4 separate regions of the Mus musculus genome follow, and all the other regions are linked to region 3. A link is a loop called in an ENCODE intact Hi-C map of the cell type or tissue named here. Cell type or tissue: heart. All regions are shown on one strand. Links, peaks and the distances in the headings refer to the core of each region. The heading gives the core; the rest is flanking DNA.

Evidence for each region. A loop is a pair of places that touch in the nucleus more often than their neighbours do. Peaks named below come from ENCODE experiments on the same cell type or tissue, not always from the same donor. Only the 100,000 strongest peaks of a DNase experiment are listed, where the experiment ranks them.
Region 1: it touches region 3 in a loop (2.9-fold over the local background); 5 of 42 quality-filtered maps call a loop at or near these places.
Region 2: a loop joins it to region 3, with 3 times the contacts of the local background. A loop is called at or near these places in 9 of 42 quality-filtered maps.
Region 4: it touches region 3 in a loop (5-fold over the local background); 6 of 42 quality-filtered maps call a loop at or near these places.

The regions. Positions count from the first base shown.
Region 1 is chr4:86,610,689-86,618,300 of GRCm38, forward strand. It overlaps Haus6 (HAUS augmin-like complex, subunit 6), which reads right to left and starts at 1,367. Exons shown (of 17, transcript NM_173400.3): 1 at 998-1,367. The coding sequence starts at 1,125. In heart, for the core only: a CTCF peak has its summit at 1,267; a DNase peak (open chromatin) is centred at 1,423; H3K4me3 peaks cover 2,266 bases; H3K27ac peaks cover 1,466 bases.
Region 2 is chr4:86,567,975-86,575,448 of GRCm38, forward strand. No RefSeq gene overlaps it. Among named protein-coding and RNA genes, the nearest start is that of Rraga, 4.0 kb to the right of the region's middle. In heart, for the core only: a CTCF peak has its summit at 6,496 (motif pointing right); no DNase peak of the experiment used is centred there; H3K4me3 peaks cover 464 bases; H3K27ac peaks cover 518 bases.
Region 3 is chr4:86,852,788-86,860,635 of GRCm38, forward strand. It overlaps Rps6 (ribosomal protein S6), which reads right to left and starts at 4,580. Exons shown (of 5, transcript NM_009096.3): 1 at 4,534-4,580; 2 at 3,941-4,072; 3 at 3,359-3,569; 4 at 3,080-3,226; 5 at 1,312-2,168. The coding sequence starts at 4,539. The coding sequence ends at 1,915. In heart, for the core only: a CTCF peak has its summit at 4,391; a DNase peak (open chromatin) is centred at 4,634; H3K4me3 peaks cover 2,500 bases; H3K27ac peaks cover 2,231 bases.
Region 4 is chr4:86,922,267-86,924,766 of GRCm38, forward strand. It overlaps a transcript of Acer2 not described here. Among named protein-coding and RNA genes, the nearest start is that of Acer2, 49 kb to the left of the region's middle. In heart, for the core only: no CTCF peak of the experiment used is centred there; no DNase peak of the experiment used is centred there.

The DNA.
Region 1 (7,612 bases), core at 1-2,500, 250 kb before region 3:
AGGCTGGTATCTGAGTTCAAGGCTAGCCTGTCCACAAAAAGAGGTCCAGAAGCCTTGTCTTGAAAAATAAACAAACAAACAAAAACAAAAATCAAACAAAAGACAAAATTCATTGAGACTGGAGAGATGTCTCAGGTTACTAACAGTGTCTGCGCCTCCAAAAAGACACGGGTTCAATTCCCAGAATCCACATGGCAGATCTAAACTGTAACTCCAGTCCCAGAAGATCTGACAACCTCACACAAGACATACAAGCAAGCAAAACAGCAATCTGGAGGAGCAAGGCGATGGAATTAAAATCCCAGCACACCTCCCATTACTACAGAGAGGGGGGTTTTGTCTCAAAATAAAAATAATAGTAGCCGGGCGGTGGTGGCGCACGCCTTTAATCCCAGCACTTGGGAGGCAGAGGCAGACGGATTTCTGAGTTCAAGGCCAGCCTGGTCTACAAAGTGAGTTCCAGGACAGCCAGGGCTATACAGAGAAACCCTGTCTCGAAAAAAAAAAATAGTAATAATGGTGATGATGGTGATATAGTAATAATAGAATCATTCTTTCCATTAAATTATAAGGAGGAAAGGGGGCCTGAAACCGGAAGCTCGTGTCTAAAGTATACAAATATAAACAAAGTATTTCTTTTTGTGATCGCAACCATAACTGAAGTGGCAAAGGAAAGGGTATCGGCTTTTGATTTTCATTCCCACACATTATTATGTTTTTGCTAGCTGTAACATGTTTTAGTTCGGATTCAAAGTTTAAACCCACAGTTAACTACTTATAAGATGTTTGCATATATAGTTCCCCGACGCCTCCCACCAACTACAGACCACGAAGGCAGGGTTAAGCGGGCCCGCCGTTGTGCCTCAACTGCAGAGCACGCCTCTAAAGCGTCCCGCACCCGCATCCCTTACACTGGTGACGACCAGTCCCCCACCACAGGGTTCTGCCGCCAGTGACTGGACGCCAAGGACCGCGCCACCGCCCCAGATCTCCTTACTCTCCAAGGTGCGCGTGCGGCACCATCTTCCCGCCGAACGTGATGCTGGAGCTCGGATCCAAGCCCAGCGCCTGCAGGTACATCCAGAGATGCTGCTTCTCGAAAGCGGAGTCCCGGGCCGAGCTCATGCTTTCCACGGGCAGGGCGACTGTGACGGAGGAAAACGAAGGCACCGAAGCCGTGAGGACCCTTGGACCCCTCCTACAGGCATCCCGGGGTGACGACAACCCCTCTGCGGCGGCCGCCCGCTGCCTCCTCTCCGAGAGCCATCCCACCACAAAAGGCCGAACGCGCCCAGAAAAACAGACAGTGACTGCAGCGCTCCACGCAAACCAAGACTCCCGCGCTTGCGGAAGACTACACTGCGCAGGCGCAGGCGCAGTCCCGACTTCCGGGACTGGTCTTCCTAAGAGGACTCAATCTCCCACCATGCAATGCATCCCTGTCTCCGGGCACATGAAGTCCCTGAGAGAAACTATAAGACCCACAAAGCATTGCGTGACCAGCCAATTGCCCCAAGGTCCGGAAACCGGGTGTTTTCTAGAGCCCTCCCGGCCTTAGTTCCGGATTCTTTGCGTTTTAGGTTTCTGTTGCTCGGGTTGTGATTGCTGTTCAGTAAAAGCTACATTGTAGCTCCTTATAGTGAGTGATGCAGGTGTATGGCCCTAAACAAATCATCTTTTCCTTTATTTTAAGACAGGGTCTTGTCCGGTGGAGGCAGCGGTGTACTCCTTTAATCCCAGTACTCAGAGGAGAAGAACTTTGTTAGTTCGAGAACACTACTGATTTCCGGGACAGCCAGAGCTACACAAAGAAACCCTGTCTCGAAATAAAACAAAGCAAAACCAAAAAGGCAGGATCTTGCTATGTAGCTCTAACTTTATGTAGCGCAGTCTGGCGTCGAAGACTGTACCTGCCTTCCTACTATATGAATTAATGGGCAAGAGTCACAGGGGCCGATGGAGTTGTTCATTGATCACCTCATCTAGAGTGCTTGGCAAAATTTTTATTATCAAATGTTTCTTTGGTCGTGGAGGTTGCAAGTCGAGATTTCTTTTAGCCTCCTCTGGCCTTGAACTCCCTTCCCAAAGGAAGATGACCCTGAATTCCTAATTCTGGAATGCTCTCCATCTTTGTGGGAGGCACCACCAGCCATACTTCAACTTGCTGTACTAGAAATCTGTCTCTCACCGGGCAGCACTTGGGAGGAGAAGACAGGCGGATTTCTGAGTTGCAGGCCAGCCTGGTCTACAGAGTGAGTTCCAGGACAGCCAGAGCTATTCAGAGAAACCCTATCTCGAATAACAACTACAACAAAGTCTGTCTCTCTGCTGAGTGTCAGGAGTCATAATGGGACAAGCATCATCCTGAAGTGGTCTACTTCGGATTATTAGATGACCTGCGACAGGTGCACCCTTATTAAGCAAGGCTGTAAGGAATTCATTTTAGGGAAGATTCCTGCTATTAATATTGCTTTTCCTGTTATTATTAAAAATATATAACAATCACTAAGTAGTAGCACACCCCTTTGGAGCAGATCTCTGCAGATCCATGAAGATGTATTGTCTTGTAGTGATGCCATATAGACAAATAGATGACTTAAGTCATCATGATGATCCTATAAGAATTCCTAAAATTTTATCTGTGATTATTAAGCTCATTTTTACTGGGACTCCTATTAAGTCGTTTTTGATAGTCAAAACTGCAATGAGAACTCGGCCAATTTTCCACATGTTACCAGTTCTTAGATGGTAACCAGATTTTCTCCTATTCAGAGCACATTCCAAGAGGTGATAAAACAATTAACCAAAAGTCATATAAAGGGAACTAATGATTTATTATAGGTGCTAGGACAGAAGATAAAATATTGACTGGGTTTATCTATACAAAACTTCACTAATAACTTAGTTATGGTTTTAAACCTTCAGTGAACCTGTGGAGCTGAGACAGGTGATGGATGTTTAGCCAGAAAATTATTCCTAATGGATACGAATGTAGACATTCTCTATTGTAAACTTCTATTTCAATTTATGATTTGATTTTTTGTGTGAACTTTGTGATCATGTATTCTGAAAGATGTATAGGTACTGAAGACAAATGAGAAAGAAGAATTTTTTAAAGCCTTTCCCCACTTAGACTAGAATTTTTTGCCTTTCCCCCCTTAGAAGAATTTTTCCCTTTTCCTTTTCCCACTTAGGATCTTTTCGCTTTTCCCCTTAGATGGCTTCCATAGGAAACTTTTTACAACTTAGTAATAAATGCTATAATAACTTTTCTAAGTGTCCCTTTTTCTTCCTGTGACTTCTGACTAGCAGGCTGAAAGTTAGAGCCCAGCAGTTCCTGCCGAGATGGAACAAAGGCACATTGTTTAATCCTCTGCTGTTAGGCTACAGTTATTAATCACCTAAACCAGCAGTCTTTTACCCTCAGAAGGACGTTTTAGAAGTTATCATCAGCATTTCAGTACAGTTAGAGAGCTAGAAAGCCCCAAGACCTCAGACTTTAAAGCCATCACCAGAGTCCTACTCTATGACTCCACCACTACACTCTCCAGGCTAGGAGGCTCCCTTCACCTAAGTATACAGCTTCCCCTTCCAGCACCCTGAACTTCTGGCTATTCTTTCTCGAACATCCCTTGTATAACAAGTCCTTCGAGGTAGGGAACTATCATATTTCACATTACCATATCAAGCAGTTATTGCCTCCTGACTTACTAAAAGCACCAGTTCCTGTAAAATTAAGTTCCTGTAGTTTGCAAGGAGGCCATCTGTAAGCTTTCCAAAGCACCAGAGTTCATTCTAAGATCTGACATTGCTCACAGGAAGTTTTGGTGTTTGATTATTATCCACATAGGTGACTTTTTAAATATCCCAGCCTCTCAGTTAACTGACCTTGTTTAAGTCTGTCTTCCATTCTGCTCATGGTATAAAACCCTTTATGTTGTCAATTTTGCTCTAACACTTCCATAATCTCAACCTCCTAACCTTGAAGCCCAACCCCTCCACATCTCATATATTCACACATGAATTTGTGGAACTACACAGATGTACAGGATTCAATTTGCTGGATTTGTTATCCATATAAATATTCAAATTATCCTTTATTTGGACAATGAGGACTTACTCAAATTTCCAAGAAATTGAAGGCTCATTTTGGGCAGTTCCTGTGCAGACCTGAAATCAGCCATTTCTTCCAGAACCCCTGCTTTAGTGAGAAATCATACTTTGTGACCATGACCTGGGCAAAAAGGACATTCATAGTTACTAAAATATGTATTTATATTTTAGTTTATAGAATATATTTAGCTACTTAATACTTGATACTGTTTTGTGACCAGCAATGTTTTGTGCCACTAACCTCACAAATTCAGTTGTTGATATAATCTTTTCGTGCATTGTGTGAAGGTTGTCTTTGTATATTCAAATATTGAATGCTGTACCAGCAGATAGCTGAGTACTGTCCACATTTTGGTTTTGTTATTCTTACAAATTATCACCTACCCCAATATTTTGTAATACCTTCCTCACTTACTAGTTGATTTAATAAAAATATGAAAGTCAATAGCTGCCAGGAGAGGAAAGGCAGAACTTCTTAGCAGAGAGAGAGTTTCTGGGAGAAGAACCAGATGTGGGGATTCACCAGCATGACATGGGATTGAAGGAGAAAGACAGGAAAAGGGCCATATGGAGGGACAGAGGCCAGGATTTGGTGGAGTATAATAGCTGAGAAACTGCCCAGCTATAGTACCTAGGCTTTTAAAAACAGCAAGTCTCCATTTCCTTATTCCATCCACTGGAAGTCCAGAGAAAGTCCTGCTATATTCAGTGTCTTAATCTTTATAGTAAATCCAGCACTGAGGCAAGTTAAGAAGGTTTTTTTGTTTTTGTTTTTGTTTTTGTTTTTGTTTTTGTTTTTTTAATTTTAAGAGGACCTGGGAAGGGGAAAGAACCATACACTTTAGGATCTAGTTTTGTGTTTCCTGATGACTGAGTCAACAAGTATCAAGGCAACTGCTAGAACCCAAATTGCCTGCAAAGGAAGTGCTTGTTTTCATGAACACAGCTCAATGAGAAGGTTTGGGTGTGTGGAGATACCGTTTCATTATGTATTCCTAGCCTATGTAGAACTCACTACGGAAACCAGCCTGGCCTTGAACTCCCAAAGATGTGCCTGCCTCTGCCTCCCGAATGTACCTGGCTTAAATGAGAATATTTAAACCACAAACTACAGTTACTTAAGACTAGCAAGACTGTGGCCTTGAGTTTAAATACATTAGCACTCTTTTGCTGCCCTTAAACCTAAACAATGCACTTCCAAAAAGAGACAATTTCGTGTGCAAAAGAAACTTTGTTGATGGTGTTATCTTTCTTGAGACAGAGACTCCTGTAAAATAGCATGGTCTCAAATTCACTATGTAGTAGAGGCTGGCCTTGGACTCTGATCCTCCTGCCTCCTACCTCTCAAAACCTTCAGAGTTCTAGGATTAAAGATATGCAACACCAGGCCCAACTGGAAAAATTTCAAGATAGGAAAAGTAAGTAAAGAACCTCTAGTACTTTTTACTTAATTTTTAAATTTCTCTTGATCTTAAAACCTTTTTGTAAATTACATCCTCTGAGCACAGTGACATAGAAGGCCATGGAGTCACACACTTGAGCATTTCCTCTAGATGTGGTGGTGATGGCTTTAACCCCAGCACTCAGGAGGCAGAGGCAGGAGAATCTCTGAATTCGAAGCCAGCCTGTTCTAAGTAGTGAGTTCCAGGACAGCCAGGGCTACACAGGGAAACCCTGTCTCAAAAAAAAAAAAAAAAAAAAAAAGAATGTCCTAAGAAAGAGAAATTAGCAATGTTCAGGTTTTTTGTTTTTGTTTTTGTTTTTCGAGACAGGGTTTCTCTGTGTAGCCCTGGCTGTCCTGGAACTCACTCTGTAGACTAGGCTGGCCTCAAACTCAGAAATCCGCCTGCCTCTGCCTCCCGAGTGCTGGGATTAAAGGCGTGCACCGCCACGCCAGGCTGCAATGTTCAGTTTTTAAAAAGGCTCTCTGGTCCACTTTTATGCTACCCAATTTCTATATTTTTATTACGTGTGTGTGTGAGAACAGTTTGCGAGAGTCACTCTATCGTGTAGGTTCTAAAGAGTCACATTCAGATCACCAGGTTTGGCAGGGAGCCCTTTACCCGTTAAGCCATCTCACTGACCTACAGCCAAACGTTATTGTAAAGGCATTTCAGCAATTAAACATTAAGGAATTGTATGAAATGACACAGTGTGCAGAACAGGATCTCTTACAAAGGGTCATGTCATTTACTACTGAGATCAAGCAGCCAAACAGGAGGAGATGAACGTTTACTAAAGCCACAGGGAGAAAACACAGGCAAACATTTAGTATGTGTTTACATATTATGTTTTCAATAAAATATGTTATTTTGATCATTCTGAGACAGGATTTTGCTAAGTATCTCTGTCTGTCTGTCTGTCTGTCTGTCTGTCTGTCTGTCTGTCATGATTCAGTGTAACTCAAGCTGGGCTTACTTTTTAGTTTTCCAGATCTTAATCTGGCTTTGAACTTGCTGTGTAACTGAGGCTCATCTTGAACTCCTGATATTCTAGCTCCACTTCCTACATGCTGAGATTACAGATGGGAGCCACATATATGCCTCATTCAAGCCATGATTTTGATATGTAACTCAGCAACACTAAATATGTTCACAATGTCGTCCAACTATCACCATCATTCACTACAGAGACTTTTCTCAGTCACGTAAAATATCTTGTCTGTTTATGGCACAGGGTAAAACAGTAGCTCCTTGATCCATTTCTTCATTTCTGCCCTTTTATTTGAGGGTAGTTTTTGTTGTTGTTGCTGTTAGTTGATTTGGCTGTTAGAACATTTGCTTTCCCCTAATATTTTCTTTTTGGCTGGAGCCATCCAGTCTACACTACTGTATTTCACAGCTCCCTTTTTACCTCCCTGTGTGTTGAAGGTGGAACCCAGGGCCTTTGAACTCGCTAACCACAAGCTTACCAATGAGCTACACCCCTGGCCCCTTGAGATGACTATTTTAAAGTTTTGTTTGAGGCAGGGTTACTTAGCCCAATCTGGCTTTAAGCTTACCATTGTCTTGGCCTCTGCCTCCTGAGGGTTGTATATCAAAATTAGAAAAGAAATTGCTATTTCAGTTCCTAGACAAGTCCTACAAAATTAAAACATTATTATTTAAAAAGAAGAATAATAACTCAAAATGCTCTCTCTCTCTCTCTCTCTTTCTCTCTCTCTCTCTCTCTCTCTCTCTCTCTCTCTCTCTCTCTCTCTCTCTCTCTCTCTCTAGTTTTTGAGAGTGTCCCACTATGTAGTAGCAAGGCTGGACTGAACTTACAGAGATCTGTCTGCTTCTGCGTCCAGAGTGCTGGGATGAGAGTTGAGCCCCTGGCACACAAGAAAGTATTTTACAGAGTCTGCTCTAGCGGTGAACTGGGAAAGGGAGGTTTCCGTGTGGTGGCGGCACTGTCTATGTTCTCAGCACTCAAGGGTGGAGGCGTGAGGAGCTGCTTTGGATCTGACGTTCACGTCCTAACTGCCTGTTCTTTTGACCGCAGTCATCACCAGGAAGAG
Region 2 (7,474 bases), core at 4,958-7,457, 280 kb before region 3:
AATTACTGCCTACACATAGCTGTGACAGCAGGAGTCATTCCCACTCAGTTTACTGGAAGGCATACCTTCTTCACTACACCCTTCAGGCACACCTCATACTCCTCCATCCTTAATTCTAAGACATCTTATCTCTTACTCTTCTTACTTGCTAATTATAACCTTCCATGACCTTAGCAATCTCTAAAATCTATTGTCTGTACCACAACTCTTCCTCTTAGTTACTTTACCCACTTGGACATTTCTTTCTGAAGTTGATTAACCCTTATCCTCATGCAACCTGTTTTTTTCAAAGTTTATCTGATATTTAATATTCAATTTTACTTACCTTCCTTGACTTTCATTCCTAATATTATTAGCTACAATCCAAGCATACACCACACTCCTGCTGGCTACTTGTCCTTCAACAGTTACTGGAGTCAGAGCACCCACCATTAGTAGTTGGCTAAAATGTCAGCATAGGACTAATCTCAAAGAGCCGTGGTTGCTCTCCCAGGGGAGGCTCTGCTCTGGAAGCCGTACAGAATGGGCTGCAGGCACCCAGGGCTCCTCTTCTGAGGAATTACGTTCCGAAGCACACAGTCAACCCTACCACATCCAGGTCGCACTTGAACATTGCAAATACTTTGACTGAAAGAATGTGGCTGATAAAGAAAAAAATAAATAAAACAAGGGACTAGGAACACGGCTCAGTAGAGCAGAGTAGGTACTGCTCTTGCAGGGGACCCAAATGAGGTTCCCAATACCTATGTCAGAAGGATGGCTGGGCTGTAACACCAGTTCCCAGAGGTATTTGATGCCTCTGGCCTCCCCAGACACCTACACTCACATGCACATTCATGTCTGCATGTCTACATGCGCGCACACACACACACACACACACACACACACTTAAAATTAAGATAGAAGAAATAAAATCAGATGCATATATCTAAGGCAGTAACAAAAATTATGTAAAATGAAGACATAATTTCTTCAAAATTTGACTCTACAGCAGTGACATCTAATGAGAGTGAGTTGGGTGAAGTCCCAGAGTGAGAGCACAGCAGGACTTCCATGCCTCCACCGCAGAGCTCAGCCCCAGGTGTGACATGGGGCCCTGAGGGCTCCAGGAAAATACCATTGTGTCTATATCTGGAACTTGACTTTGTCAAGTAGCTCTGTGTGCTTTTGCTTTCTCGGACTCCCATTACACGTAGAAACTGATGGCCCTGCGTATACTAGCAAATGATTTAAGGAATTTTGCAAATGATGTGATATTCATCACATGACTGAAATCCCTAACAATCCACAGGGTCAGGCTATTGTAGAATGGCATCATCAAACACTTAAATGGCAAATCTTAAAAATGGAAAAAAGACGCATACACCCACCCAAGTCCCCACGTGCGGGGCCACATTTAGCTGTGCTTACTTTAAGCTTTTCACTTTAAAACATAAGACTTCTGCTGCTACCCCAAACCATTTTTCCCTAATGGAGACACAACCAAAAGTGTTTGTTAAGTGGGAAGATGTAGAAACTAATCAATGGAAAGACCTGATGTTCTTCTAACATCAGAGTGAGGTTATGCTTCCAGAAAATGAGTGAAGCCCCAGTGTTCCTGCTCTGATGCATTGGACATGGGCATCCAATGAAGCGTCTGAAGGTAGACAACAAACCAAGAAAAGATGCCCTAAGAGGAACAGAAAGCTGGTGACTTAGGGAGACATCAAAACCAACTCATCAAGCCGAGGCCTTGGCGAGGCAAGAACACTATATTACTGACCCAAAAGTGATGCTGATTATACTAATTCTCAGCTTGTCAGTGCAGAATCCAAATACTTTTTGTCAGGGGGCTAGGGAGGTGTAATAAAGGCATGCCTGGAATAGGAAACAGTATGATGTTTTCCCATACTAAGGATTATTTTTAGTATTTTTTTATGGCCAGTCCCAGGAATGATTACTGGAACACTGAGAGGTCTCAAAGATGGCCTGTATGGTTAGTAAAACTACCATTATTGCAGCAAAAATATGAGCAGAAATTAATCAAGAGATTAATTTGGGATTATTCGTATATTCCCAGTCCAAGGAGTGGCACTATTAGAAAGTGTGGCCTTGTTGGAGTAGGTATTTCACTGTGGGTGTGGGCTTTAAGACACTCATCCTAGCTGCCAAGAAGCCAGTCTTTCACTAGCACCTTCAGATGAAGATGTAGAACTCTCCTCCTGTACCATGCCTGCCTGGATACTGCTATGCCCCCACCTTGATGATAATGGACTAAACCTCTGAACCTGTAAGCCAGCCCCAATTAAATGTTGTCCTTTAAAAGACTTGCCTTGGTCATAGTGTCTGTTCACAGCAGTAAAACCCTAACTAAGACATTGTTGCTCAAGCACAATCTTGGTTGTTAGCCGTTTCCTGTGTGTGCTGCTTAAATGTGTCAGATTTCTCTCATACTATGGGTGATCAAATTAATGATCTTCACAGGAAGATAAAATCTCTTTAAGTGACTTTGAATGGTATCTTAGTCAGGGTTTCTATTCCTGGACAAAACATCATGACCAAGAAGCAATTGGGGGAAAAGGGTTTATTCAGCTTACATTTCCACATTGCTGTTCATCACTGAAGGAAGTCAGGACTGGAACTCAAGCAGGTCAGGAAGCAGGAGCTGATGCAGAGGCCAAGGAGGGATGTTACTTACTGGCTTGCTTCCCCTGGCTTGCTTAGCCTGCTCTTATATAAAACCCAAGACCACCAGCCCAGAGATGGTTCCACCCACAAGTGGCCCGTCCCCCTTGGTCACTAATTGAGAAAATGCCCCACAGCTGGATCTCATGGAGGCACTTCCCCAACTGAAGCTCCTTTCTCTGTGATAACTTCAGCCTGTGTCAAGTTGACACACAAAACCAGCCAGTACAAATGATTATCATGGTTAAGATGGCTTTCCCCTTTCCTTAGTCCTCAGTTAGCTAGGCTTACAATTCTGTTATACTGGTCTATATTAGTTAGATTAGCCATGAAGCAATACATTGAACCTTGGCCTCTATTACAGTCACATTTTTTTTCTTTAAAAAAATAAAGGGGATGGTATATTGGAGGCATGGGGGCTATTGTGCTCACAGATTAGCAATAGGGGAACCAGGAGTGTTAAACACACAGGGTTGTTCATTCAAAGAAAGGAATGTAAAAACCTGTTATCAGCCCAGAAGGCCAGGAGCAGGTGTGGTTAACAGTCGGGTGAGCTTTGGGGTAGCTATGCAGTCAAGGCCACATCCGATCCTCCTCCTGGAACTTATCAGGAGCTTGTCAATCTATACAACCTATCTTTATGGAAAGTGTCAGTTAGAGTGAATCTGTAGAATTCATCTTTATTGAAGATGTCACATGTTGCTTCCAGAGTTCCAATGTAGTCATGTTGAACACTTTATTGTTCACTCAGGAGTAGGTTATCACCAGGAAAGTTTACAAGAAAATTTTCAGTCCTTCAAAATGCCTACAATGAGCTATTCAGGGTCTGATTCCCAAAGTCTGAACAAATACCGGCTACACAGCAATGTTGAAGGAAACCACCTCTCGCACCCCACCAGTTATTACTCTGCTAGCCATGGTGGTTACAGCGATACCCCAAAAGATGGAACTCAAAATAGTGACTGTATGCATGTTCCAAGACGCAAACAAACAGCTGTGTGAAATAAGAAAGATAATGGGTATGAAAGGAATTCAACAGAGGGAGAAAGGTTGAAGAAAAACTGATCTCAAATCTGGAAGTGAAAAAGCATAATAGATCAAATAAACTCTGTGGAAAGAATCAGCAAGAATGGACGGGGGATGGGGAGGACAGAATATCTTGAAGACAAGATGGAGAAAGCAGAACAAAATCTAACAAAGACAAAGAAAAAAAATAAGAAGACTCCAATGGCAATTCCAATATACATATGACATTTGGAAAAGGCCAAATTTGTTAGATTATCAGCATTGAAGAAACAGAAGAATCTCATTCTAGAGACATGAAAAGTGTTTTCAAGGGAACCAAGCAGGAAAAAAAAAATCCCAGATTTAGGAAAGGAGATGCCAGTCCAGACACACAAGGCATTTACAACACCACACAGACAGATCAGAAAAGAGACTCCTCTCACCATATGACAACTAAACTACTTGGGACTGGGAGTTCAGGAGTTATCAGTTGTAGCTGGCCTTCTGGTTATTTTAGTGGGATCTTTTTCTTACCATCTTTCTTTACCCCAATCCCTTCCAACCCCCCAACTAGAAAACAAAAATCCTCACTACAATTAGTATTCCTCATTCCTCTAGAGGAGTCAAGTTTGGTTTCCAGCACCTAGCTAAGGTGGCTCTCCACTGCCTGTAACCTTGGTTCAGAATTCAGTGCCTTCTCTGATGCACAAGTGGTGTACACTCACACAGATGGACAGGCAGACACACACACACACACACACACACACACACACACACATCTGACAAAATTAAAACACTAAATGTTCAGAACAAAGGCTATTGAACTTTCAGATCTGTGCTTACTTGGGAGTACATGTCAAACTCAGGAAGCTAAAAAGGGCCATGTAGGGGTGAGGGCTCTTCATGGGTGAGGGTATATAGAATACATACAATAGGAAAATAGAGGGGGGAGAATACTGGAGGCTAAAACTTTAAGCAGTGATTGGGTCGGGGTACAGCATGAGGGAGGAGTTTGTTAACCAAAACAAAGGATCTAAGGAAAGCATTTATGAAGACCCACTATGTGTAGGCTAATTAAAATGTGCGTGTAACTTTAAACACAGGTACCCAGCATGGGTAGTCAAAACTTCCCCCAGAAGATGTGTGTTATTAAACAAAAACTCAGTTCCAGACCTGGGATCAGGGTCAGAAAGGCCCCAGAGGCTCCCCAAACAACACTGGTGATTGCGGTTGCTCTTGGTTACTGACCATAACTAGATAGTAAGACACTATTGCTCGAGACAGAATATATTTTGGTTGCAGAGCATAAAGACATCAAACTAGGGGCAGGGGAGGGGGCATCGAGCTGGAACAGACCTAAAGCCTTCCTCCCTGCTGGCGAGTTTTCGTGTGCCAGAGGGTACTAACTAAGCAGACTGCAGGGGAAGTCGTCAGTGATACTACCCAGTGGTGAACCCTGAAGGCTATAACACCAACCTGCCATGCCCACTGGTACAATAGCAACACAAAGGTTATGAGGTAACCAACTGCTTTTGCATTGGATCTGAAGCCTGTTGCAAAGGAGAGAATTCATGTCTGGTACTGTAAACTTGAGGAACCTACAAGTTATCTTGCTAAATGGGCATGCCCAACTCCCTTCTAAATATTTATGTTTACATATAGATTAGTTCTGTCCTCAGCCTCAACCAGAGCAGATTCTCTGTAGTGGGCAGCAATTAGTGCAGAGACTCATAACTGGTCAAAGAACTGAGAGTGACTACTGAATGGCCAGCCCTAAGTAAGACATCTATTTCAACATACATGCACGTGCACATGCACACGCACACACACTAACTAAATAATGCATAAAAGGGAGCAATGGCTTGTAAATGTATCTTTTCTACTCCTATTGTCATCCCCAAGGCTTACTGTCTCTGTCTGCTAACCTAGGCCAGGTCCTAGAAGCTTCTAGCTTCCATACAATCTAATCTAGGGCTAGAATGTTTCCTGCCTGTGAGACTTACTGCTGAATAAGCTCACCTTTTCCTGTTCTGATCTCTGGCTGGCTGGTCAACTCAGCTGTTCTGGCTCAAACTCCTCTCCAAACTGACTGATTCAATCTGGCTTCTCTCTCTCGGCCTTTTCTTAATTGCTCTGCTTGGCCTCATACTGATTTTGGCAATCTGTTCTAATCTTCTGACTCCTTCTCAGTCTCTGGCTCCTCTGCCTTCCCCTGTGTTTAGCTTGCTCTCTCTTTTCAACCTTTTCTCTTTGTAACTGTCCTGGTAGATTCTCTCTTTCTCTCTCTCTCTCTCTCTCTCTCTCTCTGTGTGTGTGTGTGTGTGTGTGTGTGTGCTGCTATTGGTTATGTAACCTCTTTCCCCTCTCCTCTTGAGAGCTGGGTGTAGCCTATTCTGTCAAATCTTTCTCTGATTTGTTACTTTGTCTGCCACTCAATTAGACATAACTTTCAAACAAGGTGCTTTCTTCTACAAACTAACTTTACCTTCACTGTTTGGGATTAAAAGTGTGTTCTAAGGGCATATCTGTATTCTAACCAGAGGAATTAAAGGTGTGTGCTATGACTGAGCCACATCACAACTAGAAATCGTTTTTTTGTTTTTGTTTGTCTTTTAGTAAACAATACACTCTCAGGGTTCAGTGTGATCAAATATCCTGCAACAATGATTACTTTTAAATTGTCTTTTTTTATGTATATGAGTACACTGTAGCTACACAGATGCTTGTGAGCCTTCATGTGGTTGTTAGGAATTGAATTCTGGACCTCTGCTCACTCCAGCCCAGAGATTTATTATTATAGATAAGTACACTGTTGCTGTCTTCAGACACACCAGAAGAGGGCATCAGATCTCATTACGGGGTGGTTGTGAGCCACTATGTGGTTACTGGGATTAGAACTCAGGACCTTCAGAAGAGCAGTCAGTGCTCTTACCCGCTTAGCCATCTTGCCAGCCCACTTTTGAATTTTCTTGCATATTGTAAACATTATTTATGTAAATTCATATTTTGCCTGTGTGTCTATGCATCATATGCATGCAGTGCCCACAGAGGTTGAAAGAAGGCATCATCCCCTGGACTGAAGTTACAGTTTCAAGGAGTCACAGTGGTGCTGGGAAGCAAACCCAGGTTCTCTGGAAGAGCAGTGTGTGTGTGTGTGTGTGTGTGTGTGTGTGCACCATATCTGTGCGGGAGACCATGGCTTAAATGATAAGCTATGTCTCTAGCCCCAACATCCAATTTTTGAATGAATAAGTGAGAAAATGTCTTCATTGGTACAGTGTAGTATACAACCTGGAAAGGGCTTTACAATAAGGATGCAGTGTCCTAATTTAGGAATATGACGTGCCCTGGTAATTCTACTGACTCAGCCTCAACTTACTGGATGACACTGCTTATCTCTTCTTAAAGGCTTGAGGCCATGTGGCCTATGGCTAAGTGAGCAGACCTTCTAAGGCACTCAGACTCGTTAACCCCCTCAGGTTTGAAAACAGTTGTTCACACGGTAACCGTGAGGACGAAGCTATTGCATGGTGTTCCATATTACCCTCTACTCGAGTTTTGGATTCTAATTACACATTCTCAAGCTGAGGTAAAAAGAACAAGGAATCAGGATGTCTCCCTGGTAAGGAACTGCCTAGCCCTGGGCAATTAGTTTTTCGAAATCTCTTTCTGCTGGTTTTCATTTGTCATCCCCGCTCCTCTACCTGCCTGATTGTCAAGCCTACAGCACTATTATCTCTCTGAGGTGATAATGGCAGTGGGCGTGTGAGGACTTTTGGCCACGCGGGGGCAGCATTCTCCCTCC
Region 3 (7,848 bases), core at 3,223-5,722:
TCTTTAACTCCTGTTCCAGGGAATCTGACTCCCTCACAGACATGTAGTCAAATCACCAATGAACACTAAAAAAATTTTTTTTATTCTAAAAGCAATCTTCAAAATTAAATTTTGCTTAACATTTTAGTTTTGACACTGACATGTACTTCCTAGTAATCAAGTCATCTAATCATGAATTGTTACTGCAGCCCTACAATATCCTATACAATTGTAGTAAGCAAGATGGTCTCTGGGTCACACGTGAATCTTATCTCATGCCACAGTATGCCTTTTAGGGAATGTTCTGTTTGCTTTTAGGTTTCCTCTCATGTTAGAGGCAGCAGAGGTTTTAAGTTGCAAACCACTGTATTACTCTAGAACTCACTTGTATAGACCAGGCTTTCTATTACCTCCCCAAAACAGCAGACACGAACAGTATTGGTTTCTATGGGAGTTGGCTGTAGAACTTGGGGCCTGCCTAGTGAATCACACTATATATAAGCAATGCTTTGGGTTTTACTCTTTGAACTTGTTTTCTAGGGAAGCAGCTTCTATTACTCACTTTGAACCTCATGTACCTTAAGATCCTGCTCTTTCCAGTCATGGTGGCAGAGACTACATACGTGAGTTGCAGGCCAGCCAGACACTGCCCTAGAAAGATCCTGTTTTACGCAAAGCTAGGAATGTTGGCAACCAACAGCACTCAGAGTAGCTGAAGCAACTTTTGACCCCAGGCCAGCCAGGATATTGAAAAACACAAAATCACAATGGGTCACATGTCATATAAAGATGAAGTGGACAAAACCAAGATGTGAAAATCCCACACTGAATGAACATTGTTTGTTAACACTAGCAGGGTTAGGAGTTCTGATATTCACAGCTCCCAGAATCAGAATGTCCTTCAACAATGATCAGTGTTATGTTGGACTTAATACTGGTTTCAGTCATCAGATCTTAGCATAGGACAGAATAACGGAGCCACCAATGGCAGTGATCCAGTGTACCTGGAATGTTTTACAAAAAGGCTCTCGTTTGAGTACAGGTGATATTTGTATAGTAAAACCTGTGCACTAAAAGGAGGTGGCTTTGTTCCTGGTAGCCTGCAGCCTTTTCTTTTAGCATACCTGTTAATACCCAAGTTAATGTGTTAACTCTTCTGCCAGAAAAAAAAAAATCTTAGATTAGAATTCCTTTAATCCCAGTACTCAGGAGGCAGAGACAGGCAGATCTGAGTTGCAGCCGGTGTGGTCTACTGAATGCCACAATAACCTAAATTAAACCAAGAGACCGTCTTGGAACACCCCTACCCCAAAACAAAAATCAAGAGCAGGTCCTTGGAAGGGTATTTCTCATTTTACTGTCTGCAGCACATTTGTGAATAGTCATGTGTAACAAAAAACACGGTGGAGAAAACCTGTCTTCGCTACACAGGCTAACTTGTGATACACACCAAAACTACCTTCACACCTAAGCGGGTGCATACAAATCAGTACCAGTGACTGGGAAGCATGACTGAGGCCTAGGTTTAATCCCTTCCACTACCATTCACCAAGAATGCAGCCACTGCCACTGTAGGGGCAGGGAGGCTGGTAGCGCATGGCTGATACCTTTTGGGACAGAAGTTAATCTTTTTAGCAAGTTTCAAAGGCACAGTGTGTTTTTTACTTTAAAGGCTGTGTTTCTTTAATTATTAATCTTAGTAAAGGCCTCTTCTATGCCATCCTACATTTTAATGGTCTCCAAATGTTATTTATTTACCTTGGGGTAGAAGCTCGATACATATTAATTTGAAAATAATCACTCTCCCCATATTCTAGCAGTCCTATAGATGTATTCCTTCTTCTGTCTCATCTTTCCCATCATTTATCTAGTTACACTATTAATGAAAGCCAATGAAAGATTCAAGGTCATTATTTATTTGTTGCTCTTAAAGACTCATTTTTGACTGGACTCAGACTTAGAAGTAGAAGCTCTCAGTGAGGACAGCCTACGTCTCTTGGCAATCTGTTCCTGGCGCTTTTCTTTGGCTTCCTTCATTCTCTTGGCCAAAAGTTTAGCGTATTCTGCAGCCTCCTCCTTGTTCTTCTTAGTGCGTTGCTTCTTCAGAGCAATACGTCGGCGTTTGTGTTGCAGGACACGAGGAGTAACAAGTCGCTGAATCTTGGGTGCTTTGGTCCTGGGCTTCTTACCTAAAAATCCAGATGAGCAATCACTTCTCAGCACCCATGCTGGATGACTATGCAGTGGTGTAACTCAAGCCAGGCACACCTAAGGCCCCATTCAACCCCCACCATTCATCCAAGGCCTGTGTTGTCCTCAAAACCTTTTTTTAAAGTATTACTCTGACCCTATGGTCTGCATTCTTTTTCATTTATGCTTGAATCCTACTTTTAGATGGACTCTGCCTACTATTAGAACTTTTAAAATTTGTTTTAGCCTTTTGAATTTACACTTACTCCACATTACAGGTCTCTTTAGGAACAGAAACTTGCTGTCATCTCAGCTCATGGACCCTTGTAAATAAGCTGGGATAGTCAAGTTCTGCTACAGGTCAGCCACTCTGTCCATGAGGGGAAATGGACCATTTTTAAACCTCTTGTCAACTGAGTTACACGTTTCCTTTAGTACCACTCTAATTAGTACATGTACAAGTCCACAGTCCTGAGTTATTTGTATCTCACATACAAGCCATGTCCTACAGACACAGTAACATCGTGTACCTGATGCTGTACTCTTCATTAATGAGTATGCTGCCTAACACATAGTATTTTTTCTTACGTTTAAGTGTTTTTCCTGACTTCCATAATCTATGTCCCAGAGGTGACAAATACGAGAGCCAGTCATCAGTAAGTCCAAAACACCAGCTTAGAACCCGGTCTCTCCAAAATCCTCTCCTGCAAGTTGTCCTCTAGCCCCTACATATACATCAAGTGCTTTAAAGGATTTTCAAATGTATTAAAATGAGAATGCCTTCGTAATCTCAGAATCCTGGCCATTCCTAACCCCAAAGCCATGAACATAAAGTCTGGTAAGCCAGACTCCGGGCTGGCAAGCAAAGCTGCAGCAGTAGCACAATACACCCCCCCCCCAAATCCATTACCTTCTTTGTTTAAGGGCTTCCTGACAACATACTGGCGGACATCATCTTCTTTGGAGAGATTAAAAAGCTTGCGGATTCTACTAGCCCTTTTAGGTCCCAACCGACGAGGCACAGTAGTGTCTGTCAGTCCAGGAATATCCTTCTCTCCTTAAAGAAACAATCAAAATAGAGACATTAAATGTTTATCACTTGGGAAACAACTTCTTGGGCCAATGCCCACTACCTAGGAGGCAGATCTCTCTCAATAAACAAGCAAGCAAGCTTCAACAAAAGCCTCACCTTTCTTTACAATGACCAAGTTGAGAACACTGAGATTAGCGTCCACAATGCATCCACGAACAGACTTGCGCTTCCTCTCTCCAGTTCTCCTTGGCCTGTAACAGGAATGCCCCTTACTCAACAGCAGGCGCACTCTGCCATGGGTCAGAACACCTTGCTTCATGGGAAAACCTTGCTTGTCATTCCCACCGCTGATCCGGACCACATAACCCTGCGTTGAACATAAAATAACAACATTTTACTAGTTCAGTTCCAACCTACTAAGTGCAGGTTCTTAACCTCTTAGGTTCAACACCCGACTAGGGAGAATAACTGAGACCAATTTCAACCACTCACGTTTTGTCTCCGTTTCCAACTAAGGTAAACTAGCCATCTCTCTCCTTTTGACTTACCCTGACTACCCCGGTTTTACTAGCATGAACATGAAAGGCTTTTTTTAAGACCCTGAATTCCGTACGGCAAGCAAGAAAGAAGCATGTCCTTTCGGCCCATTTCCCCAAACTTGGTTCTATTAATGAAACTTAACCCAAAACAGCCCTTGCGCTCGCCAAGCTGGGACATGGATGCCGGTAACAACCTTACCTTCCACTCTTCACCAAGAGCATCAGCGGCTACTTCCGTGGCCATGCGCTTCTCATAGAAGGTGCGGAGCTTGCGCTCGTCATCCACCTCGATGAGCTTCTGACAGCCGGTGGCGGGGAAGGAGATGTTCAGCTACAGTTTTAAAGGGGGACAAGAGAGAACCTTAGGGACCCAAGCCGGGCCGACAACGCAGGGCGTCCGAGGCTCGGATCCCACGCCCGGCAAAGCGCCGCATCCACGGGACATTTTACAGGAGCTCTGTGGGATGCTGAGGACGCCGGGCGACCCTCAAGACCTCCGCTAGCAGAGTGGCGAGGGCTCGAGAGCCGCAAGGCTGCCAGCCGCGAGCGGGGCTTCGGGACCGCGCGTGCCGGGCCCGGAGCCGGGCGCCGCTATGGCGCTACGTCCACCGCGGCGGCGCTGCAATCGCCCGCCATCCGCTCTCCCAGAGCGTCCCAGGGCCGCCAAAACGAGTTCCCTCCCGCCTCGGATCCTTCTCCACTTAGTGCGGGACTTATGCGAGCCTGGGACCGAGGCCGTGCCGCACGCTCGGGCTCGGGCGGCCTCACTCGGCCCTGGCCGGGGACGCCTACCTTCATCTTGACACAGCCGAGCGCCTGGGAGGCGTCACGAAAAAGAGGCCCGACTTCCGCTTAACCCAGGGCACATAGCGCTCTAAGTTCTCGCGAGAACAGCCGGCGGAAGTGACTTTAGAGGGGCGTTACTTCCGGGCGTAGATTAACTAGACTATGGAGAGGCCGGTTTGCAGCGAGCTGTCATTTTAGCTTCCTGGACCTTCCTGGTGACGGGGTCTGTCGTTTATCACCGGGGTTAGCCGCTTCCAGACTGGTCTACTGAGGAGCCGAATCTCCGTTTGCGACCCTGGTTTCTAGTAGTACCTAAAATGGGAAAGCACGACCGGAATTGTCGCCCTGGCTGTCAGGTCCCTCATCCGTACAGAAGATTTCCAATCCGGGATCTTGTCCTGATCCCAGCGATTGAGTGGCTCCTGTAGTCGCCGGACCGCAGAGGCTAAGCAGTCACGTTTACCCAGCACAGACATCTATCGTATGCCTCAGAGTCTTGAGCCTCTCTGCTTTCGCTCTTCTTCTGCCAAAATTGTCCCTTTTGTGGCTGGGCTGGGGGTGACAACTCAGATTGGAAATTGAGCCTCGGGGCTCATCACTGAGCGGCACCGTCGTTGTCAGCTCTTTTTTCAAAACACAAATTAACACCATTTCCATGCTTGTTTACTGCAGTCACACACAGTTCTGTTCAAACTCGTCTTTTGTTTTTCTGAGACTGTCTTTGTATAAAACCCTGGCTGTTCTGAAAGTCTCTATGTACATCATACCCATCTGCTCACCACTGTCACCAATTTCTGTCTCTAAAATTTTGAGTAAGTCCATCATGTGATGGAATCAAATGGAAGTTGTCTTTTTATAACTGGCTGGCTTCACTGAGTGCAGTCTTCAAGTTTATATTTTTCTTCCTTTTAAAGGCGCGTGTGTGTGTGTGTGTGTGCGCGCGCGTGCGCGCGCGCGCGATCACATTTTGTGTGTTGATTTTCTTGTTGAACATTTTTGTTGCTTTATACAATATCCTTGGAAGTATGGCTGCCTGCCTCTGCCCTCAGACATCAGAAGGGGTCTGATCCCTTTGAATTGGAGTTACAGATGGTTGTCAGCTGCCATGAAGGTTCTGGGAATTGAATGCTGGTCCTCTGGAAGCCCAGCTACTAGTCTTAACCACTGAGATGTCTCTCCAGACCCTGTGACCTATTTTTAAATTTTGGATTGTTAGACCTGCCATTGGTGATGCCTGCTTCTAACCCTGGCACTATGGAAACAGGCAGGACGGCTGTCACAAGTTCTTGCCAGCTTGGACTATATAGTAAATTCCAGGGTAGGCAGAAATACACAGTGAGAGCCTGAATCAAACATGCACACAAGTGAGAGAGGGGTTGGAGGAGCTTGCATGTGATACTGAGGTATCTGAAGGCAGGCTTTCACCTTGCAGCCCAGGCTGATGTCAAACTCCACGGTGTTGCTGGGGGATGACTCCTGATCCTGGAGCTTTCACCTCTCAAGTGCTGAGATTATCATAGGCCTGTGCCACCGCAATCTGATCTTAAAGACTGGTCCCTGTTTATTTTAGTTCTTGTATTAGGTCAGTGGTCCACTTGGAGTTTTGTTTTTTAAACCAAGTCTTACTGTGTTGCCTAGGCTGGCCTCTTGGCCTCTGTACTTGAACAGTCCTTTTACAGCCTTCCAAGTGGCTGGAACTACAACACATGCCATTGAAATCTGCACAGTGGTCATGCTCATATGTCTCTCCAACAGTAGACTCGCCTCCTCCTTTCCCATGTAGGTATGTAGTTGTTCCGGCAGTGCATGTGATGGGAGCGCTCTCCACACACTTGACCTGACCCTTTGGTTTGTTATGGCTGTCCAGTGCCAGGTCACACTAGTTTTGTTTTTGTTTTTTGAGACAGGGTTTCTCTGTTTAATCCTGGCTGTCCTGGAACTCACTCTGAAGACTAGGCTGGCCTTGAACTCAGAAATCCACCTGCCTCTCCCTCTCAAGTGCTGGGATTAAAGGCGTGTGCCACCACTGCCTGGCCATACTGTTTTGATTACCATAATTTTGTAAGATTCCTAGAATGGGCCTTGTAATGCTAACACTCACAAGGAGAGATGGGAGAGTTGTGAATTCCAGGGCAGCGTCCACAACCTAGCAAGAGCTCATCACCACAAACACACACACACACAATTATTTGCCTATAAATTAATGCCAGGGTCACATGGGGGAGACCCTGTCTTAAAACAGATGAGCAAGGTGGTGCACACCTTTAATCTTAGCATTCGGGAGGCGAAGCAGGCAGATCTCTGTGAGTTAGATAGGATCTGGAACTTGGGGCACACCTGTCCCCCAGACCTTGGTTTCTAAATTCTATGACCTATTCAGAAAAACAAGCATTCTGTTGCAAATTTCACTGACTCCAGATCTTTGGCAGATAGATAACAAAGTAAATGTAGAATATTTGTTCCAGAAAGAAAGTAATATCTCAAAAACCAATGGACTTGTGTTAGCAGGTTAAAGGGGTAAAGGTTTCTTACTCTAGATGTGAAGAAAGCCATGCTACAAATCTAAAATGCATGCTGTTCTATATAACAGATGGCTTGAACTTTTAAGAATTTGCATCATGTCTTGGTTGTATACTTCTGCCATGATAGTAGCACTTAGATGAGGCAGGAAGCTGAGGAGTGTGAGGTGAGTCTTAGCTACACGGCGCATTTGAGGGCTTGTCTCAACAATTCTATGAAGTGTTGGTCTCATGGACACCTGTGGATACCGAAGTCCATGGATGCTCCAGTTCCTTTGTAAAATAGCATGATATTGAGTACTGCTCACATCTGACTTCCTGTGTACCACCTAGAACAGTATACATGCTATGCAAATAGTTGTTTTATGCTATTTTTATAAGAGTAATGACTATAAAAAGTCTACAAATGTTCACTGTGTGCAGGTTTTTCCTCAAATATTCAAGATTATTGTATCTAGAAATGCAGATTCCATAGATACAAAAGAAACAGCAACCAGGGAGGTGGTGCATACCTGTATTCTAGGATTTCAGGGAGCTTCCGCAGGAGGATCAGTAAGTAGTTCAAGGCCAGCCTCAACTATAAAATGCATTGAGGCCATCCTGGACTAGCTGTGGATCAAACCAACCAGTCAGCCATGTTGGGTTCCTGTTTTGAATTCCAGTATTTGGGAAATTAAGAAAGGAGGATCATGAGTTCGAAGCCAGCCTAATCTACATAGTAAGTTCCAGAGTAGCCTGGGCTAACTAAAGTTGTAGGAGAGGAAATGGGTTCTAGTGTTTCAGAAAGCTGTTTGCTTTCTAG
Region 4 (2,500 bases), core at 1-2,500, 66 kb after region 3:
TAAAACAAAGACCAAATATTTATCTATCTAATCTAATCTAATCTATCATCTATCTATCTATCATCTATTTATCTATCATCTATTTCTTGATTTTTTTCAAACACATTTGAAACTTTCACGGCCCAAGAGCTATGTGGGTAGACTTATTATTAAAGGGACTTTTCTGTGGCAGGGTCTTCTTGCCATCACTGCCTGTGTGGCCTCTGGCAGTTAGCTTGACCTTACTTGACAGTCCTCACCCACTATAGTCACAAACCATAGTCTGTTTGTGAGATGTATAGGAGTCACTGTAATAAATTCCTAGGTCTAATTTCTAGGCTCCAGTCCAGCCCATTTGGTGTGGGCCTCAACTGCATTTGTGCAATAGACAGGCAGTCCTGATGAAGCAGGAACCTCAGAATTGCCTCTGTTCTCTTTGACTGTGTTCTGTGAGATAAACCGGGCTGTGGTGCAAACAAAACAACAACAACAACAACAACAACAACAACAACAACAAAATGCCCAAAACCTGTCAGTCAGTGACTGTGGTGGTAGGACCTGCATCTACCTACTTATTATTACTAACTTTCTGTGACGGTCATTTCAATTTAAGGTTAAATTCGGTGACCAGACTTCCTCTGGCTAATAGGGAGAGACACTGGCAGCCTTGGAGTCTTTTGATGTCTGAGGAGGCCTTCTCTCTATGGCAATGTCCCTGCATGTGATTTCCCGAAGGAATGATGTGCCTAGGAGCTACACCTCCTGTCCCCACAATAAGGAACCACTCTATGCAAGACTAAGCCAGGATCTGGTTTTGAAACTGAACTTGATCCTGAAAAGAGGATCGCCAGTCTCTTTCGATGCTCGGTAGTGTGAACAGAACCTAGGGAAGGTGAGGGCTCTGTGTTCAGGAGACGGTACAGAGTGAACCCCAGGATATCCTTGTAAGTCCCAGGCCAGCTAGTGAGAGCTTGTTTGGAAGTGGGGAAAAAAGGGAAAGAATTAAGAGAAGAAGAAGAAATAGGAGAGGAGGAAGGGAAGGAACAAGGAGGAGGAGAAGAAGACGAAGAAAGGGATGAAACCCAAAGATACTCACTGCATTAAGGTGCCAATATGAGGGGCTGGTGAGAGGGCTCAGTGGGTAAAGGCACTTGCTGTTAAGTCCACTGACCAGAGTTCAATCTCCAGCATCCATGCGGTAAAAGAAAGACTCCTGTAGGTTATTTTCTAACCTTCTCATGTGTACACACACATGCACACACACCAACAGCAACAACAAACAAATAAAAGGTAATTTTAAAAGAAGACTCTAACACAAGCCTGAACAGTCCAAACAAAGTAAAGTGAGTCTGTCAGAGGCCCCTGTGCTCCCAGGTCCATGCCATTGCAGAACTCCTCACAACTGTTAGGATGCAGGATCAACCAAGTGCGGAGGGGGCTGCCCACTCAGGGTGGGCAGGAAAGAGGCTGAGAGGAGAGGGCCAGGGACAATGCACCTTTCCAGGGTGCAGGATCAGTGACACTTCCTCTGGCTGGACTCCGCCTTCCAGTTTGCACCACCTCCCCAAAGGGCTACCAAATTATGAATCTATCCATGTGTTAGTTCATTGATGAAGTCAGAGCCCTTGTGAGCCAATCACTTCCCCAAATCCCATCTGTCTGCAGCCAAGCTTTCAACAAAGGAGCTTTCAGCTCAAACCATAACAATGGTTCTCCACACTGACAGCTATTCTTCTCCCGTTCTTTGAGACACTGGTCTAGTTTTTTTGTGTTTGTTTGTTTTTGTTTTGTTTTTAGCTTCAATTTACAGAACATGCGATATTTGTTTTTATGTGCCTGGCTTATTTCACTTAATGACCTCTAGCTCAACTGCCACAAATTCCAAGACTTCATTCTTTCATGTGGCTGAATAATATTCTCTTACATTTATTTTCCACGGGTGCTTCTATCAGCTGATGCCCTGAGTGAGAGCCAGTGGGTCACCAGTAATCTGTCTCCCTTTTGTTTCTCAAGCAGTTTGTCCCAGCTACAGAGAGATGAACGCAGGGTGGGGTTGGGGATAGCAGAGGTAGGTAGCTGTATACTAGAGAGACTTCTAATGTCTATGGCTCAGCGTGGTGAGGATAATTTACATCAATGTAATGTACATTTCAGGAAGAACTGGGAGAGAGGAATTCTCAGGCCCCTAGCACAAAGAATATTAGCTGGTCACTGGGATGGGAGTGGTAGAGATGTGGTTGTGTCGTTACACGGCATATGCATGCATTATCTTGGTGTGCTTGATAAATATGTACAGTTATTAGGTATCATTAAGAAGGAGTCGATATTACATCTAAAGACTTTCAAGTACTAAATAAGGCTTGGGAGGGCAGGCTAGGGTGTTTTGAACAAAAAGGGACCTTAATTTTCTGCAAGACTTCTCTCCAGGTTTACTGTTAGATTGTCCTTATCATGGGTTGTGGTACTGGATTTGACATATATTGTGTTTCATACTGTTGAATTTTTCTATAGTTTAAAATAC